Linked DNA regions of Mus musculus: region 2 is linked to region 1. A link is a contact called in ENCODE Hi-C or POLR2A ChIA-PET data. All regions are on one chromosome and are shown on one strand. Each heading gives the region's core, a stretch centred on a gene start or an enhancer-like site at or near the end of the contact. The rest is flanking DNA. Distances are from core to core; before and after follow the strand shown.

Region 1 (5,618 bases), core at 1,852-4,351:
GCTGCTTTGTTTTGTTTGTTTTGTTTTCTACTGATGATATAATGAATTGTTAACAAGATTCTAAATTAAAAAGGAAAACAAAACAAAACAAAAAATAAACCCTGTTGTGTCTGTATGTGTGTGTGCATGTGTGCAGGTCCCCACAGAGGGCAGAAGAATGTGTTAGGTCCCCGGGACCTGGAGTCTTAAGTGGTGGGGGGCTATTGTGTTAGTCTCCCGGTCTCCCAGAAATGAACTCCTGTTCGTCCAAAGAGCAGCCAATGCTCTTAACTGTGGAGCCATCTTCCCAGCCCACGGGTCAGTTTTGAGAGTCTCAAGGGTAGCTGCGAGCCCTGGGAAGACTGACACAAAAGTATGGGCAGTTGTGGGTTGGAGTGGCCCCTTGATTAACTGAACACATTTCCAATTTCTAGACCTAGCTCATTTGGTAATCCAATGGCCTTGAAAATCCGAACTTCTGTGTAGCGCAAAGTCCAACACCCAGTGAGAGAGAAAGGTCTAGCATCAATGCCACCATATTGTAAACAATATTCAAATGCCTCGTGAGAGGCAAGTGCTTCATTAAATAACACATTCCTTTCTCCTTAGTCCCAGACAGGAATGTTTAAAATGCTCTAAGTATATTGACATGTGCCTAAAATGGATTAGTACTAACCTTTTAGATGAGCCACAAGACTGCCTGAAACCAATCAACAGAAAATCTCTCAAGCTTCTTCCCCCAACCATTGACGAATTTAAAACAAGGATAAATTAACAGCTGGCAAAGTTACTCAGTGAGTAGAGTCACTCACCACCAAGCCTGGCAGCCTTAGTTCAAGCCACAGGTCCCACACGCTTGAAGAAGAGAACTGGAAATCTTCTCTTCTTCTGGAAATCACTCTACATGTGACCATGGCAAGGGTTGGCACACATTCACACACCAAGAATCAACTAGTTAGACAAATGAATTGTTAATCCTGCCAAGTAGCTATTTTTAAAAGACTACACTAAATCACTTAGCTGTTTGAGCTAAATTATACCAATAGGAATAAAGGCGAGGAAGATGAGCTCCCCGTGCCTGTTCCAGCAATACTCACAGTGGCCACGAGGTGAACGCACCTAAATGTCCATCTACAAAGCAAAAAGTAAAACCTACACATACAGTGGAATATTATTCAACCCTTTAAAGGAAGGGAATTCTGCGACATGCAGATGCAATCTTGAGTATATAACGCTAAGTGAAGTAAGTCAGCCACAAAGATGACATATGCTACATGAGTCACTTAAACAAGGTTCCTAAATCAGCCAACCTCTTCTCCCCATAGCCCCAGGTCCCCACCCCCATACTGGAGACCAAGCCCAGGTCTCTGCTAGGCCAGAGTTCGGCTACAGAGATAAATCCTAACTGCTACAGCCAAATTCCTAGATGGTAGAACACTGAACAATGGTGGACAAGAACTGGGGGAAGGAAGAGAAGAAGCATTCAGTAGATACAGAGTTTCAGTTTTATTAAAAGGAAAAGGCACAGAGATGTGTTGCACAGCCACGCACATGGGGTTAACACAGCCATGCCACACACCTGCAGTGATTAAGCTGGTAACATCTGTGTCACATGCTTTTGACCACAATAAAATGTTTGTAAGGGACTGGGGATGTAGCCTACCACAGGCAAGAAGCCTGGCTTCCATTATGAATACTGACAGGAAAATGAAATATTAAATTTAATGAAGGCCGGGTTTCAATGCAGAAATGGACCTCCAGAAGCAAAGTTTCCAGTCTGAGCAATGGTGCTGTCAGGGTAGAACTCAGTGCAAAATACACGCTAGCGTGCACTGGACAGACCACCTTAGAGCTATAAAGAATCTACCATGAACTACAGCTTCAAAAAGGCAAGGATGAGCCAGGCCTTTAATCCCAGCACTCGGGAGGCAGAGGCAGGCGGATTTCTGAGTTCAAGGCCAGCCTGGTCTACAGAGTGAGTTCCAGGACAGCCAGGGCTACACAGAGAAACCCTGTCTCAAAAAAACAAAAAAAAAAAAAAAAAAAAAAAAGGCAAGGATGCCCTAGAGGAGGTAGCAAGAAGATGGTAAGTTCAAGGCCAGCCTAAGCAACATAGTGAGCTCTTGTCTCCAAAGAGCTAAGAGAGGGGTGGGTTGTAGTTCTGGGGTAAAGTGACTGCCTAGCACATGGAAATTCTCAGACAGAGTTGGGAGGGCAGAGCCACCAGACCAGAATCCTTAGTTGGGTGTTTGCATCTCCAAAACATTTATGACAAACAGTGCCACAAGATGGCACACTGACACCATATTGCATACTTAGTGTGCTGGCCACTGATGGTGGTGATGATGATGGTGATGATGACGATGATGATGGTGATGGTGTGTGTGTGTCTTTCTGTGTGTGTGTAGTTGGGTAATAAGGCTCCCAAGTGTTTACTGCCTCCTCAGCTACTTTCTCAATCACATGAGAGTCTCCGTTTGGGAAAGAAGAATGACACTCTGTTTGCTTCCTTGAAGAGTGCTTAATGGTGGATGTTACAGTAACACTTATTATACCTAACGATACAACAAGGCTCCTTCTTTTCTGCATAATTCAAGAATGTGCTTATGAGGCATTCTGCTTCCTATTGATTTACTCACTGAATTAAACACAGACACACACACACACACACACACTGGGGGAGAGAGAGGGGCGGGGAGTGAGAGGATATCCTGATTGGGGTCCCTGCTAGGAACACATTTATGGGTCCTGGCAGGGACTGCCTCCACTTATGTCTTAGTTCCTTCAATTCATCTTCCATCCTGACCTGGGGAATTTTGAAGCAAAGAAAAACAAAAACAAAAAGCCAAGAAGTACATCCTAACACATTTTAAAGCATCCCACAAACAACCAAAGACAGCGGCCTTCTCCAGTGATCTTCATGCACAATTTGATGAGAGGTACTGATCCCCTCTCAGGGAGGACTCAGTGTTTAGGATGTCACTCTTCCTAAGGACTCGAGGGAGAGAGAGGCCATTGCATCCATGGCTCCCTTAAAGCCAGAAGGCCAGAGGTGCTTCCCCCCAGGGATTCTCTCTCCCAGTTAGCTGAAAGTCAGCCAGGGTAGTCACCCTGCAGTCACACGGCACCAGGGCTGCATTCCTGAAGCTGTCTGCTGAATGCTCCAGCAGGAAGCTGGCGGAGCCCCAGCCTGTGGGAGACACAGAACCAGGCTTCAACAGCTGGAGGCAAAAGGCAGTGACCTCCCAAAGAGGTTGGGACAAAATGCAGCACCCAGGGAATCTGTTCAGCCTTTACACTGGGCCAGGAAAGGGGGGAGGAGGCGAGAACCCCTAAAGTAACAAGTGCTTGGAACCCACTGTGATCTAGCTATCATATTGTGTTTTGGGGTGGGAGGTGGGAGGGTTGGTAGTTTTTTATAAATCCTACTTGTGGCAGAGTTCCCAAATTCTTCAAAGCTTCCAGGATACTGGACACTGTGGTCGGAACATAGAACAAAAAGCCTTGTAAGGCAAGGGGCTCTCTGCTGGTGATGCTGCGGCTTGCTAATTCTCATACCAAGAGTGTGCACACACTGCGGAGAACAGTCAAACAGCCCTCCAGACCCTTCCCAAGCTCCACAGCTTGCCTTAGGCCTAAGGAGCCTAATTGAGACCGTAGAGCCCTGCTTTTAGCTTCTGTTAATGGCAAACCCCAGTTTGAGTGACGGCTGCCCAGAAGCGGCAGTGCAGTTTGATTGCAGATAATGAGTGTGCTCAGCAGAGCTGATAAATGCCTAGGTGACTCAGGAATGGAAGTGGGGAGGTGTGAAGGATCAGCTGGAGGGACCCAAGAAAGGCTCGTCCTTATCCAGCTGGCCATTTTCCTGTGGCCTGGCACCTCTTTAACAGCTCATTAGACACAGAGGCCAGCTCTCATTCCTTTTTGAATCTCTCTTCTCAAAAGATCCAGGCAATAGAAGCAGGCTGCACTATCAATGTGGTCACTTTCAAAGACACACACGGAATGATCCAGGAGAGGGTAAGAGATTGGTGTCCCTAGATGGGAGCACTGGGCTGGTGGTAGGCTTGGCTAAAGTCACCCACATTAGTGGCGTAAACAACAGTGAGCTCAGAGAGATGACTCCAACCTAGGGCATTCTCTGAGCAGAAAAGAAACTCCCTTCCCAGGACTGGATGTCTCCACCAAAGAGAACAAGACTTCCCCACAGTTCCCTAAGTCTGCTGGCTCAATGACCTGGCTCTGGATGGGCATCTGAGAAAGAGAATAGCCAGTCCAGAATCCAGGTCATTCCTTGTGTATATGAGTACTCTACAAGCTGACATTCATTTCCTGTGGGTCTCCATCCGAGTAGATCATTGGCCAATACAATCCACAAGGGCAAAGAGAGCAGAGGCATCAAGCCGTGGGGGTTGGAAGGAGTCGGAAGCCATGTTTGGTGAAGGAACCACACTGGGGCCAGCAGTCAAGAGACAGATCAGCTTTACTTAGGGTGATTGAAGGCTTATAAAGTTTTGGAGGGCTGATGGTAGGAACATCCAGGATGGGCAAAGGTCATTGGCTAGGGGCTTAGAGTACCTGGAATGCCTCGTTAGCATCAGGAAGCATTTCAGGGGATCTTAGGTGCTGGCTGAACAGGTTTATCAGGAGAAAGGACATTGATCCTATAATCAAACTAAGGCTACTTGATATTCCTCAGGTAGAGGAATATGCATGGGGGTTAGAATTCCCCAGACAAGATCAGAAATGGAGAAGCCCTGCTAATGAAGGGGGTCTTTCATATTTCGCTGAACTCAGAGGCTATCTAGTCATAGTGGACATCAACCTTAACTAGCAGAGTTTTCCCAAATTTCCTTGTATTTAAATAATAACAATAATAACAAATCATAGCTTTCTGATATCTACAAATTTTATTATGGCCCTTGCTGCACTGACTCTTTGCAGAGAACCTTTGCAATTTTTGTTTTTGTTTTATGTTTGCTTTAGAAAATTGTATTGTTATGTAGCCTAGGCTAGCCTCAAACTCAATAGTCTTTCTTCTTCAGTTTGCTGAGTGCTAGGGTTATAGGTTATACTAAATACTTCTGCTCTGTTCACTTGCCAAAATACACATGGAATGCTAGGATGTTCTTGTTCTCACAATAGCTCTTTCTTACTTATTATATCATTACTTACTTCCCACTATATCATTCTCTATGTAATAGTAAGCACTCTTTTATGATCCTCTTGTCTTCATCTTTGAAGGACTGTAGGGCACGTAGACTGTGCCACAAGAGTGGGTGTGGGACTGCTAAAGTGGAACATGGTCAAACCTCAGAAATCTCAGAGATTTACGATCGGCAGGAGTAGAGCTAACTCCTTCCCTGTCTTCATGTTTGTTCTGGGGCATGCAACTATGACCCCCACCTAGGTGATCACAGGCAGTCAGGCAGTCACGTGCCCAGCACCTGGAAGGCCTCTTCGTGCTAATGAGGCATCTCAGTAGCCTTAGCCTTCAGTCAATGACCTTGCCACACCAAATATTCTCATGCCTGTCCTTAAAATTATACAATCCTTGGATCACCTCAATAAAGCACATGCGCTCAAATTCACTCCAAATAAAGAAATACAAACAGGCTAAGAATGTCTCAGAGAGCTGG
Region 2 (5,618 bases), core at 1,429-3,928, 53 kb after region 1:
ATTAGATAATGTACAGGAGTATACTGTGCTATGAAGTTCTCCCCCAAAACAGATATTGTTTCTGTACCAAAATTAAGAACATTGTTTGTTACAATTAATTCCTGAATTTGGACCATTTTATGAAATCAGTATGTCCACTTTCAAAAATATTTAGGAACTATATTTATTCTCAAAACCTTCATACTCGTTCAAGTAACTCCTAAAATTACCTTTGCAATATTTTTTTTCCATTAAGCCTACACACAGCGGCCCACTCTACAACATTTTGTGTGTGTGTGTGTGTAGTTTCAATCATTGAATGACTAGGAAATTGGGGAAAATATCAGAAAGGATATTGTTTTGTTTGGGCTCAGAGTGTAAAGTAGTGCAGTGAATTCAAAAGTATTAGTCAAAAATCTCACAGAACACACTACTGTATAATTAGTAGTTCCAAGAATCTGCAATAAGAAAGCACTACCAAAAATAAGCATCTACAAAATAAACATAAAGAACTCAGGGTTGCATAACTCAAAAAATATTTTAAGCTGAGCAGTGGCTTCCCCTAATCAAATTCACAAATAACCCTAGCTCTGCAAAGAGGGTACAATGTTCTTTCAAAATGAATGCAGAATCAAATGTGTTTAAATACTGTTCATGCCTGGAGCACACCACACTGAGTTACAGAATGATAGCCATAATTTCTGTTTCTGCAGAAAGTACAAATGTTCGTAGAAATATTACCCAAATATGCTTTATAGACCTTTTAAGCGCTGTCAGAGTCCAATTTTGAGTCTAAATCATGTTCTACTTTGAAAATATGTTTAAACTAATTATCAAAAAAAAAAAAAAAAAAAAAAAACCACCGCGGCTGCCATAGTAAGTTAGAATCTCAGGACACCACGTTCTGGGTGACCTAGAGAGAAAAGTATTTCTCAAGGTCGCTCCAGCAGTCCAGGGCAGAACCTGGGATAAAAGCGTCTTGGGGCAGTGACCAAAGTCTGCCTAAGTCACCTGGGAAAAACACACTCCAGAGAAAGATCAAGGTGAGCCACTTGTGCATTCCTTCTCCGGCATCCTGCGGCTCCGGAGGTTTTATTGGCAGCACTGGGTAGTGCAAAATCAGAGGGTCGATTTCCTTCCTCAAAGTGACAGACACCAGAGAACTGAGCATTGCTAGCGACCTGCGGTTCGAACTACTTGCCTCTGGCCACGAGGAAAACACGGGAAAGCCAGCGCGAGGTTCAGCCAGACCCTGGGAACTGCGCCCGCGCTGTCTTATTTAGGTCTCACTAGACCGCTGTCCCTGTCAGTCCGTGATTACGCGAAATCGATGAAGCAGTGCCAAGATGAGACTAAACTTTTCTAAGTGTCTTTCTTTTGGCCAGAACTCAGAGAACTCGCTCAAAAATGTGCAAAGTATTCAAAAATAGGACAAAGATTGGAGAAACCCTCAAACTCTCACAGCGCATCAAATCAGGTCTCTCAAGGTCCCTCTGTGCAACGAAGGTGGGCCAGGAATACTTTCTAGCTCTTAAATTCAGTGTCCCCGGCCAATGTCCCTTTTCCTCTCCAACGCAAGTACACAAAATACAAACTAACTTCTCGGAGCGACAGAGAGATGTAGGGATGCCAACACTAGGTAGCCAGGGTACCAGCAGAGGGATGGAGTTGGAAGCAGAGGTAGGGGCGGCTGGACCCCAGGACAGGGCAGCATGAAGCAGAGGGACAAGGACCGAGCCCCGAGCGGCGCAGACCGGACTCGCGCTCGGGGGCGAGGGACCGCGCTGGGTGCGGGCTCCGGGCGCCCGAACCTCCTACCTGTCTGAGGATGAAGCTGGTAGAAGTGGTGCTGCCATCCGATCTTTTCAACCTGCTCCTCCGGGTCGTGGTGCCTCGGGCCACCTGAACTCGACACACCGGGGCCACAAAGAAGCCAGTGAGGACCGCAGCGCTGAGCCGAGCGGTCACCCGGGGCTGGAGTCCTCCTTGGGAACCGCGCCCTGGGGACCCCCCCCCCTCTCGCCCCGAGCCCCGAACCCTAGTCTCCCCGGCGCCTCCCAGCGCCCCCACCCCCATCCCTCACCCCGAGCTGGGTGGTCCCGAGCACCCACCACATCCATTAACAAAACGTCGCGTGTGCGGGGTCTGAATCCCCGGCATCGGCGACAGGAGGCTGCGGACACTGAAGCCGGAGCGCTGAGCCCCGGAGCAGGGCTAGGAGGAGGGGAGGAGGAGGGGGAGGAGCGGGCAGGCGGGCGGGCGGGAGGCGCGGAGGAGGGAGCGGCGGCTCAGGACCAGCGCCCCGCACTCGCGGCACCAAGGCGGGGCGCGGGGCGGCGCGGGTGGAGGAGGGGGCGGTACCTGTGAGCTGGGGGAGTGCGGCCCGTCCGCCGCCCCGTTCTTGCCGTACGAGGACGACATGGTTCAGAGGCGCCGCATGGCCCTCGCAGCGCGGTGGGCGGAGGGCGCGGGCCGGTGCGGGTGGAGGGGGAGGCAGGACTTCCCTACCCGGCTCCTGGCCCCGCGCCGGCTCGCGGGCCGCCTGCCCGCACTTCGCCGAGCGCCGCACCTTAAAGGGGCCGAAGCGCTTCCCTCCCCCCCCCCGCGCCCTCCTGGAGGTCCAGGAGAGGGGGCTTCTCGGTTGTCGCCTTCCCGAGCCTCGGGGAGAAGTGCTCTCCCACCCCGCGAGCGCTTTACAGCGCAGCTTTCCAGAGGATGGAGGGAGGGGAAAATCTGAGCTGGGGGTGGGAGGATTAAAATAGTCTGCACAGTTTAAAATGAGACAAAGGTGGCACGGTTCATGAATCAGGACTTAGGGAGGGAAGCTGGTGCAGTGTTGCAGGGAGTGGGCAGAGCGGAACGTGCGTGCGTGTGTGTGTGTGTGTGTGTGTGTGTGTGTGTGTGTGTGTGTGTGTGTGTGTGTGTGTCCCAGAACTCCAATTTGAAAAGGACAGGACTGACTCCTCCTTCCTTGACTTTCCTCATCATCCCACACAGGGATGGTAAGGCACAGGGTGTGTGTGTGTGTGTGTTTGCTTTTTATTAGTGGTTTTTTTGTTTTTGTTTGTTATTGTTATTGTTTGAGCAACTCTACTCTCAGAGATGCAAGTTATACACACCTAGGCAGGCGTGGGAGAGCCTGTCAGTCAGAGTCTGACTGGAGATGCAGCCCCACCACCGGAGACCAGCATGTCCTAAGGAGTTTTGAAGGTCACGTCAAACCTGCTAAAAAGCAGGAGTTGGCCACGTGCCTCCAATTCGGTATAGCTGTTTCCAGGAGAAGAAACTCAACCTAGCTTTTCCGGCTGCAAACACATGCTGTGTTTGAGATCAAGTTCAAAGCAAGAGGATCCTAGAAGGAAGAAATTTGAAGTAATCAAAAGAGGTGGGCAAATATGTGAATTCAAGAAAATAAATCCTAACTATAGTTACAGCCGCAGAGATGCATAGTAAAAATAGAAGTAGACATAAAGCCACTAAATCAGCCCCCCTCACCCTGCAATCTAGTGTTTCACTTATAAAAACAAGTGTCACGTTTATTTTCCCATCCATTACACACTTTCTTTACAGACCCACATCTTCACTTCATCTAAACTTGGGTCCTAAAACTAGTCTTGCCTCCAAGCTCCCTGTGCGCACAAACACACACACACACACACACACACACACGCACACGCACACATGCACACACGCGCACACGAACACACACACACACACACACACACACACACACACACACACACACACCAAGCACAGTCCATCTACACTCAGGCAAAGCCATTTCTCCAAAACCACTTTCCTCAATTTACTGTTTTCTGAGGTAAAGCCCAAAGTCTGTGATCTGCAAACTAGGCTTCCTGCTTGCTTTGGACATACCCACACTCCAAAACTCCTCCCTCCAAATTGATTTCTCTTTGCAAAGCCAGAGAGCAGGCAGGCCCATTTACTGCTCGTCCCTGACTTGCACTCCACTTCAGCATCAGAGCTCTGAAGTATGTCCTTGGCATCTGCCCTCCACACTATCTAGACACCACCCAGAGTTCTGCAACCCTGCTCAGCTCACTCTTCCTCCACAGAAATCCTCCCTGACCCTTGTGGTCCTGGATTGTCCTGTGCCTGAAAAACTGGAGCATTTATTCTCTAGATATTTGGCACAGGATATCTTAGTATATATTAAGTCTTGCTTTTGTGAAAATCCAGTTTCCAAAATAGCTCGGTATCTGTGTAGTTTATGTGTAGTGGAAGCCCCTAGGAAGTTAATGGGTAAGGAGCCATCTCTAATGTAGACACCCCTCTCCACCAGCACCCCCATTAGTTGCTGTCATCTCATTCTGTTCTAGGAACCTTTTTCTTAGTTGACACTTCATCAATACACACAGACTAAATGGTTGCGGAGGCTCTGGCTTCTCATCGCCCAGTTTCACTGACTGAATAATCAGAACAGAATCCACACCAGGAAGACAGCATGAATGGCTCTGCGCATCTGCCTCTCGACAAGAGCTGTGCGGATTACGAATACACCTCCAGCGATGGGCCTAACAGGCACACCATGAGGCGAAAGATGTCTGAGAAAATCTACAGAACTCCAGCGAGAAAAGTGTGAGTCTGTGGCATTCCAGCCAAGCTCCCGAACCCTCCTACCTTTCTGATCAGAGAGGGAAACTCCACCCCACACAGGTAAAGTCAGAAACACAAGACTCCCCCTCTTCTTAAGTGTGTGTGGGTGTGGGTGTGTGGGTGTGTGGGTACTTTCCTGGGAAAGATACTGCAATTCTCCTTTAGCTATCTGTTGCTAAAACTAAGTTCTGAGTGAGCATGGGAGGGTAGTACAGGCTGCCTTCTGACAGCCCCATTCATGTGATGGAAACTTTATGTTGCTCACAGTCATTGAGAGTGCAGGGGTCCTGATGGAGCTTGTTTTTGGCTCATGAAGAGGCAAGCTAATCTCTTCTGAAATGATACCACTGTGGTGGTTTAGGTGAGACTGGCTCCTATAGGCTCATATATTTGAATTTTGGTTCCTTCTTAGTGGGAACGTTTGGGGAGGATTAGGAGGGGTGGCTTCTGTTGGAGGAAGAGTGTCACTGAAAAGGTCAACTCTTGTTCTTGTTCTGTCTGCAACTTTTCGATCAGATGTGAGTTCTTGGCTTCTGCTCCATCACCCATGCATGCCACCATGATCCACACCAGCATGGACTAACCCTCTGAAAATGCAAGCAAGCCTCTAAGTGCTGTATTTTATAAGTTGCCTTTTTTAAAGTTAACTATTTTATAAGTTTTAATAAGTAGGCCTCCTCACAGCCATAGAATATCAACTAAGACAGTCAGAGAGAATATGTCATTGTTCCCTAGCACCATGAAGTTGGATTCGAATTGCTCACAGTAAAAAAAAAAAAAAAAAAAAAAAAAAGAACCAACCCAAGATGGATCAGAAATATAAACGAAAGAGCTAAAAATGTAAAAACATTAAAACAGAGCAGTAAATCTTCCTGATCTTGGATTTGGGGATGGATTCTTAAACACATCAAAGCACGTGACAGAAAAAAAAAAAAAAACACTGGACTTCATCAAAATTAAAGGTGGCTCAGCGGTTAAGAGCACTGGCTGCTCTTCCAGAGGTCCTGAGTCCAATTCCCAAC

What was found. Hi-C counts contacts between places; a loop is a spot of excess contacts on that map. ChIA-PET counts read pairs that join two places held with the same protein, here RNA polymerase II (POLR2A).
Region 2: POLR2A ChIA-PET joins it to region 1 with 21 read pairs in Patski. The contact joins the promoter of Cacnb4 here to the enhancer-like site in region 1. A Hi-C loop is called at or near these places in 9 of 37 maps with a recorded cell type or tissue (gastrocnemius, heart and left cerebral cortex). POLR2A ChIA-PET finds 5 or more read pairs at or near these places in 1 of 5 experiments (Patski).

What each region holds. Positions count from the first base shown.
Region 1 is chr2:52,620,535-52,626,152 of GRCm38, forward strand. All of the region lies in intron 2 of Cacnb4 (calcium channel, voltage-dependent, beta 4 subunit), which reads right to left. It also overlaps the pseudogene Bloc1s2-ps. Among named protein-coding and RNA genes, the nearest start is that of Cacnb4, 53 kb to the right of the region's middle. Within about 2 kb of position 3,102, at least 1 of the 3 ENCODE cell types and tissues checked has a DNase peak (open chromatin) inside an H3K27ac peak, as active enhancers do; it is heart, where a contact is called at or near this core.
Region 2 is chr2:52,673,931-52,679,548 of GRCm38, forward strand. Cacnb4 (calcium channel, voltage-dependent, beta 4 subunit) reads right to left here and starts at 2,679. Exons shown (of 14, transcript NM_001037099.2): 1 at 2,341-2,679; 2 at 1,798-1,881. The coding sequence starts at 2,400. Gm46740 (a long non-coding RNA gene) reads left to right here and starts at 2,851. Exons shown (of 2, transcript XR_001783304.2): 1 at 2,851-3,364; 2 at 4,320-5,408.